Linked DNA regions of Homo sapiens: region 1 is linked to region 2. The links are chromatin contacts, found by Hi-C in ENCODE. All regions are on one chromosome and are shown on one strand. The core of a region is the stretch at or near the end of the contact, and the rest is flanking DNA. Distances in the headings are between cores, read along the strand shown. Region 1 has its middle 14 kb from the start of CRCP. Region 2 holds the start of VKORC1L1 (vitamin K epoxide reductase complex subunit 1L1).

Evidence for each region. A loop is a pair of places that touch in the nucleus more often than their neighbours do. Pooled maps may share reads with other maps.
Region 1: a loop to region 2 is called in a pooled map, with 4 times the contacts of the local background. The contact joins the enhancer-like site here to the promoter of VKORC1L1 in region 2. A Hi-C loop is called at or near these places in 1 of 50 pooled maps.

What each region holds. Positions count from the first base shown.
Region 1 is chr7:66,098,745-66,102,152 of GRCh38, forward strand. No RefSeq gene overlaps it. Among named protein-coding and RNA genes, the nearest start is that of CRCP, 14 kb to the right of the region's middle. RefSeq lists an enhancer at 1,461-2,022. Within about 2 kb of position 1,372, at least 38 of the 41 ENCODE cell types and tissues checked have a DNase peak (open chromatin) inside an H3K27ac peak, as active enhancers do.
Region 2 is chr7:65,871,485-65,874,733 of GRCh38, forward strand. VKORC1L1 (vitamin K epoxide reductase complex subunit 1L1) reads left to right here and starts at 1,590. Exons shown (of 3, transcript NM_173517.6): 1 at 1,590-2,081. The coding sequence starts at 1,888. RefSeq lists silencers at 1,282-1,341, 1,362-1,861, 1,575-1,754, 2,302-2,371 and enhancers at 1,437-1,988, 2,540-3,091.

The sequences.
Region 1 (3,408 bases), core at 122-2,621, 230 kb after region 2:
GGAGGAGGAACGGGAGGAAACAGCCAGGCCGTGGCTCATGCCTGTAAAGGAGGAAGAGGAGGAGGAAGAAACAGCCAGGCACAGTGGCTCAAGCCTGTAAAGGAGGAGGAGGAAACAGCCAGGTGTGGTGGCTCATGCCTGTTAAAGGAGGAGGAGGAGGAGAAGGAAGAGGAGGAGGAGGAGGAGGAAGAAACAGCCAGGAGCAGTGGAGGAGCAGGAGATGGAGGAGGAGGAGGAAGAAGAGGAGGAGGAGAAAGAAGAGGAGGTGGAGGAGGAGGAGTGGAGGAGAGGAGAGGAGGAGAGGAGGAGGAGAGGAGGAGGAGGAGAGGAGGCGGAGAGGAGAGGAGGAGGAGAGGAGGAGGAGAGGAGGAGGAGGGGAGGAGGAGGAGAGGAGAGGAGGAGGGGAGGAGAAGGAGGGGAGGAGAAGGAGCGGAGGAGGAGGGGAGTAGAAGGAGTGGAGGAGAGGAGGCGGAGAGGAGAGGAGGAGAGGAGGCGGAGAGGAGAGGAGGAGGAGAGGAGGAGGAGAGGAGGAGGAGGGGAGGAGGAGGAGGGGAGGAGAAGGAGCGGAGGAGGAGGGGAGTAGAAGGAGGGGAGGAGGAGGGGAGGAGGAGGGGAGGAGGAGGAGGGGAGGAGGAGGAGAGAAGGAGAGGAGAAGGAGGGGAGGAGGAGGAGAGGAGGAGAGGGGGAGGAGGAGAGGAGGAGGAGGGGAGGAGGAGGAGAGGAGGAGGAGAAGGAGGTGGAGGAGGAGGAGAAGGAGGTGGAGGAGGAGGAGGTGGAGAAGGAGGTGGAAGAGGAGGAAAGGAAGAAGGGAGGAGGAGGAAAGGAGGGGGAGGAGGGAGGGGGAGAAGAGGAGGAGGGGGAGAAGGAGGAGAGGGAGGAGGAGAAGGAAACGGCGAGGCTTGGTGGCTTACACCTGTAGAGGAGGAGTAGGAGGAAGAAACAGCCAGGCTCCCTGGCTCAGGTCTGTAAAGGAGGAGGAGAATGAGGAGGAGGAGGAGAAGGAAGAAACAGCCAGGCCTGGTGGCTCTCACACCTGTAAAGGAAGAGGAAGAGGAGGAGGAGCAGGAGGAAACAGCCAGGCGTGGTGGCTCACGCCTGTAAAGGAGAAAGAGGAGGAAGAAACAGCCAGGCACAGTGGCTCAAGCCTGCAAAGGAGGAGGAGGAAACAGCCAGTTGCAGTGGCTCACGCCTGTAGAGGAGGAGGAGGAGACAGCCAGGCACAGTGGCTCATGCCTGTAAAGGAGGAGGAGGAGGAGCAGGAGGAAGAAGAAACAGCCAGGAAGGGTGGCTCATGCCGGTAAAGGAGGAGAAGGAAGAGGAGGAGGAGGAGGAAACAGCCAGGCGAGGTGGCTCACGACTGTAAAGGACGAGGAGGAGGAGGAAGAGGGAGAAACAGCCAGGTGTGGTGGCGCAGCCTGTAAAGGAGGAGGAGGAGGAAACAGCCAGGCGAGGTGGCTTACGCCTGTAAAGGAGGAGGAGGAGGAGGAGGAGGAGGAAAAAACAGCCAAGCGCAGTGGCTCATGCCTGTAAAGGAGGAGGAGGAGAAGGAAACTACATGGATTGGTGGCTCAGGCCTGTAAAGGAGGAGGGGAGGGGAGGGGGGAGGAGGAGAAGGAAGAGACGGAAACTGCCAGGCACGGTGGCTCATGCCTGTAATCCCAGCAATTTGGGGGGCAGCAGTAAGGAGGAAGGAAGGAGGAGGAAAAAGAATGAGGAGGAGGAAAGAGGGAGGAAGAAAAAGAAACAGCCAAGCGGGCTTGGTGGCTCATACCCATACTCCCAGCTACTCCAGAGGCTGAGGCAGAAGAAACGCTTGAACCTGGGAGGCGGAGGTTGCAGTTAGCTGAGATCGGGCTACTGCACTCCAGCCTGGGCGACAGAGTGAGACTCCATCTCAAAAAAAAAAAAAAGAGCCAGGTGCAGTGGCTCACGCCTGTAATCCATCTATTTGGGAGGCTGAGGCGGGAAGATTGCTAGAAACCCAGGCGTTTGAGACCAGCCTGACCAACATAGTGAGACCCTGTTTTTACAAAAATAAAAATTTAAAAAAAAATTAAAAATTAGCCAGGAATGGTGGCACAAACCAGTCATCCCAGCTACTCAGAAGGCTGAGGCAAGAGGATCACTTGAGCCCAGGCGGTCAAGGCTGCAGTGAGCTATGGTCAAACCACTGCACTTGAGCCTGGGCAATGGAGTAAGACTCTGTCTCAAAAAAATAGTAATAAAGTTTGAAATACAATAAGAATTACCGAAATGTGACACAAAGACAGCGAATGAACACATGCTGTTGGAAAAACGGCACCAATACGCTACCTCAACACAGGGTTGCCACAATCCTCTAGTATGTTAAAAAATGGGCCACGCATGGTGACTCACGCCTGTAACTCCAGCACTTTGGGAGGCTGAGATGGGAGGATTGCTTGATGCCAGGAGTTCGAAACCAGCCTGGTCAACATAGCGAGACCCCCCCCCATCTAAATTGTTTTAAATATTATTATTATTATCTTTTTTTTTTGAGACAGAGTCTTGTTCTGTCGCTCAGGCTGGAGTGCAGTGGCACAATCTCAGCTCACTGCAAGCTCCGCCTCCTGGGTTCACGCCATTCTCCTGCCTCAGCCTCCCGAGTAGCTGGGACTACAGGTGCCCGCCACCACGCCCGGCTAATTTTTTTGTATTTTTAGTATATATGGGGTTTCACCGTGTTAGCCAGGATGGTCTCGATCTCCTGACCTTGTGATCCGCCCACCTCAGTCTCCCAAAGTGCTGGGATTACAGGCTTGAGCCACTGCGCCCGGCCTATTTATATTTTTAAATTTAAAAAATGTTAAGGAATGCAATATCTCTGAAGCACAATAAAGTGAAGTAAAAAAAAAAAAATGAGGCCAGGCACAGTGGCTCACACCTGTCATCCCAGCACTCTGGGAGGCCAAGGTGGGTGGGTAGCCTGAGATCAGGAGTTCGAGACCAGCCTGGCCAAACATGGTGAAACCCCATTTCTACTAAAAATTCAAAAATTAGAAGGGCATGTTGGTGCATGCCTGTAGTCCCAGCTACTCTGGAGGGTGAGGCAGGAGGATCTGTTGAGCCCCAGAGTTTGAGGCTTCATTGAGAGTTCTCATCATGTCACTGTACTCCAGCATAGCTGACAGAGTGAGACCCTACCTAAGAAAAAACTTATAAAATGGTGTATTAAGCCTGGGCTCGGTGGCTCATGCCTCTAATCCCAGTACTTTGGGAGGCCAAGGCGGGCGGATCACGAGGTCAGGAGTTCAAGACCAGCCTTGCCAACATGGTGAAACACTGTCTCTACTAAAAATAGAAAAATTAGCCAGGCATGGTGGTGCACGCCTGTAATTGCCACAGCCATCTCAACCTTCAGGAACCACTACCCTGATCAGTCAGCAGCCA
Region 2 (3,249 bases), core at 340-2,839:
ATGACTGGCTGGACCTAGAGACTATTTTCTAAGTAGCAATAGACTTCGTAAAAGTGATGGGATGTCACTTCTGGGATTAGGTTTCAAAAAAGGACTGTGATCTCACTCTCATTTTCTTTTTCTGTCTCTTCCTCTTTCTCCTCCCTCTCCCTGGGGTAAGCCTGCCGCTTCTTACCAAGAGGTGCAAGTGGACAGGAAATGATGTCTCCAGCCAACAGCCAGAGAGGACCTCAGGCCTGCCAGCAGCAGTGGAAGTGAGTTTGAAAGAGGATTCTGAAGCCTTGAGAGAGCTGCAGCCCTGGCTGACAGCTTGATTGTATCCTCATGAGAGCCTGAGCCAGAGGACACAGCTAACCTCACCCAGATTCCTAGCCCGTGGAAACTGTGAGGGAAAAAAAAGTTTATTGTTTATTAACTGCTAAATTTGGGGTGATTTTTACCCAACAATAGATAACGAATACAAGGATATTGCTTATTATTCAAAATCACTATATAAAGCCCCTGAAAAATTGAAAGCTGCAACCAGGGAAACACTGAAAATCTCCAAGAACCCTGTGTTTCTTCTTAAAGACAGTGAGAAAAAGCACATACATCTGTTTTCCTTTTAGTTTTGGCCACCAGGAAGCTCAGAGCCAAATTTATGATGCAATTTTAATAACTATGTAAGCCCCTATGGCCTGCTTATCTGTGTTCTTATTCCTGGCCTTTCATTTTATTCTGACTTTTCTTTTTCTTCGTCCTGATTGTATTAGCTCATCTTTATTTTTCTATATTATATGAGTTATGGTAAGCAACTTCAAATTCAGCTTACGGAAAAGCAAGGCATTCGTAAATCTCTCTTTTTTTTTTTGAGACTCTTACTCTATCGCCCAGGCTGGAGTGCAGTGGCACGATCTTGGCTCACTGCAACCTCCACCTCCCGGGTTCCGGCAATTCTCATGCCTCAGTCTCCCGAGTAGCTGGGATTACAGGCGCCCACCACGACACCGGGCTAATTTGTTTTTGTTTGTTTTTTGTATTTTTAGTAGAGACGCGGTTACGCCATGTAGGCCAGGCTGGTCTCGAACTCCTGACCTCAAGTGATCCACCTGCCTCGGCCTCCCAAAGTGTTGGGATTACGGGTGTAAGCCACTGTACCCGGTCCATAAATCATTTTTTAAAAATAGTTTTTAAATTTAAAACATAGTTTTGCACATTAAAAAAAAAGTTTTGCACAGGTCTAACCGAAGGTGGTGGTGGGAAGATCAGGTCATAGGTGTGGGTCTCTGGAGCTCCAAGCATTGGCCAGGGTTGATTTGGATTGGGTCAGAAATATACAACGAAAAAGGGAAAAAGGATGGCAATTGATTGCCATCCCCAGAGGGAGGGGCCGAGGGTTCGCCCAGTCACCCACAGTGGCATCCTTGCAATGTGCTAGTTAGACCGCTCCTTTAAGTCCCTCCCGCACTGGCCCGCTCGGCCCCGCCCCTCTCTGGCTCCGCCCCTCCCCACCCCTGCCCCGCCCATCCCCACCCCTGCCCCACCCCTTTCTCCCCCGGGCTCCACCCCTCGCGCGCGACCGGCCGCGCGGCGCAGCGCCACGCCGCCTCAGTCTCCGCCCGCCGATCCGGCCTCTTCGGCCGTTGCGCACTCCACCCCCTCCCTCCGCGCCCGCGCGCGCCTTCCCCGCCCCGTCCGCCTCACTCCTTTTGGGGCGGTTGGGCCGCGCGCCTGTGGGGGCGGGGCCCGGAGCAGGCCACCGAGCCAATGGGGCGCGGCGGCGGCGGCGGCGGTGGTGGCGGCGGCGGCGGAGGCGGCGGTGGCGGCGGTGGCGGCTGGGTCGGGCCCCGACGGGCGGCGGCGGCTGAGGTGGAGGCGGAGGGAGGCGGCGGCGGCGGCGGCGGGAAGATGGCGGCTCCCGTCCTGCTAAGAGTGTCGGTGCCGCGGTGGGAGCGGGTGGCCCGGTATGCAGTGTGCGCTGCCGGAATCCTGCTCTCCATCTACGCCTACCACGTGGAGCGGGAGAAGGAGCGGGACCCCGAGCACCGGGCCCTCTGCGACCTGGGGCCCTGGGTGAAGTGCTCCGCCGCCCTTGCCTCCAGGTAGCCGGCTTGGGGGAGTGGGCCAGGAGCGGCCGAGCGGGGCGAGGGTGGAGTCTCGGGGTGGGGAGCGCGCGGCGGGAGCTCAGGCCTGGGGGCGGCGGGGACCGGGCCGCTGGGGAACTGACGGGGTCGGGTCGGGGCCAGGCGGGGGGCGGCGGCGGGGCGCTCCTGCCCGGGGGGCGGCCTGAGCCCAGGCCGCGGGGCGGAGGTGGCGGGGCCGCGAGGCAGCCGGGGAGGGATGAGGTGGCAGAGTGCAGCCGGGAGGCCGGGGCGGACGCGGAGCGGTCGGGCGGGCTGGGGCCCGGCTGTGCAGGAGCGCGAGGGGGCTGCGGAGGGTGGGTCCAGGCTGGCTTGACAGGTTTCCTGGTTCTCGGGAGGCGGGCCGGGGGTGTGGGACCTTGTCCACCGCACCCTTGAGACCAGCGGCAACCTCTTGTCCCCCCGATCGCTGCAGCCGAGGCTTTGGGGCCGGCGCGGAGACAGGGGGGTTGCCTTTCCCACTGTCTTCCTGGTGCTAGGACAGGTGTTTCCGTGGTCAGGCCTCTTTGTACTCCAGCGCTAGTGAGAATTTGCAGACTTAACTGGGACGGTGACATTTGCTGGCAAACACGAATTTGACCCTACTGTGGAAGAAGATACCCGCACTTAACATATCTGATTTCTTGGATTCCCTCTCGTATGTTTCAGTGTGCCAGGAGAAGGAAATGGTCTGAGTTTGGGTCTAGTTTAAGCTTCATTGGAGTAAAGGACAAGTATGTTATGTATATGGTGGTGTTTTAGGCATTGGAATGACTTTTAAACGTTGTTGCCTATTAGCATATTCGAGACCAGCATATTGGTCAGGCTGGTCTCGAACTCCTGACCTCAGGTAATCCACCCACCTCTGCCTTCCAAAGTGCTGGGAATCAAGCATGAGCCACCGCGCCTGGCCTGCTTAAGTGCTTAAAATTGACTTTTCTTGGCCGGGCACAGTGGCTCACGCCTGTAATCCCAGCACTTTGGGAGGCCGAGGCGGGTGGATCATGAGGTCAGGAGTTCAAGACCAGCCTGGCCAACATGGTGAAACCCCGTCTCTACCAAAAATACAAAAATTAGCTGGGTGTGGTGGCATGTGCCTATAGTCCCAGCTACTCGGGAGGCTGAGGCAGGAGAATTGCTTGAACCTGGG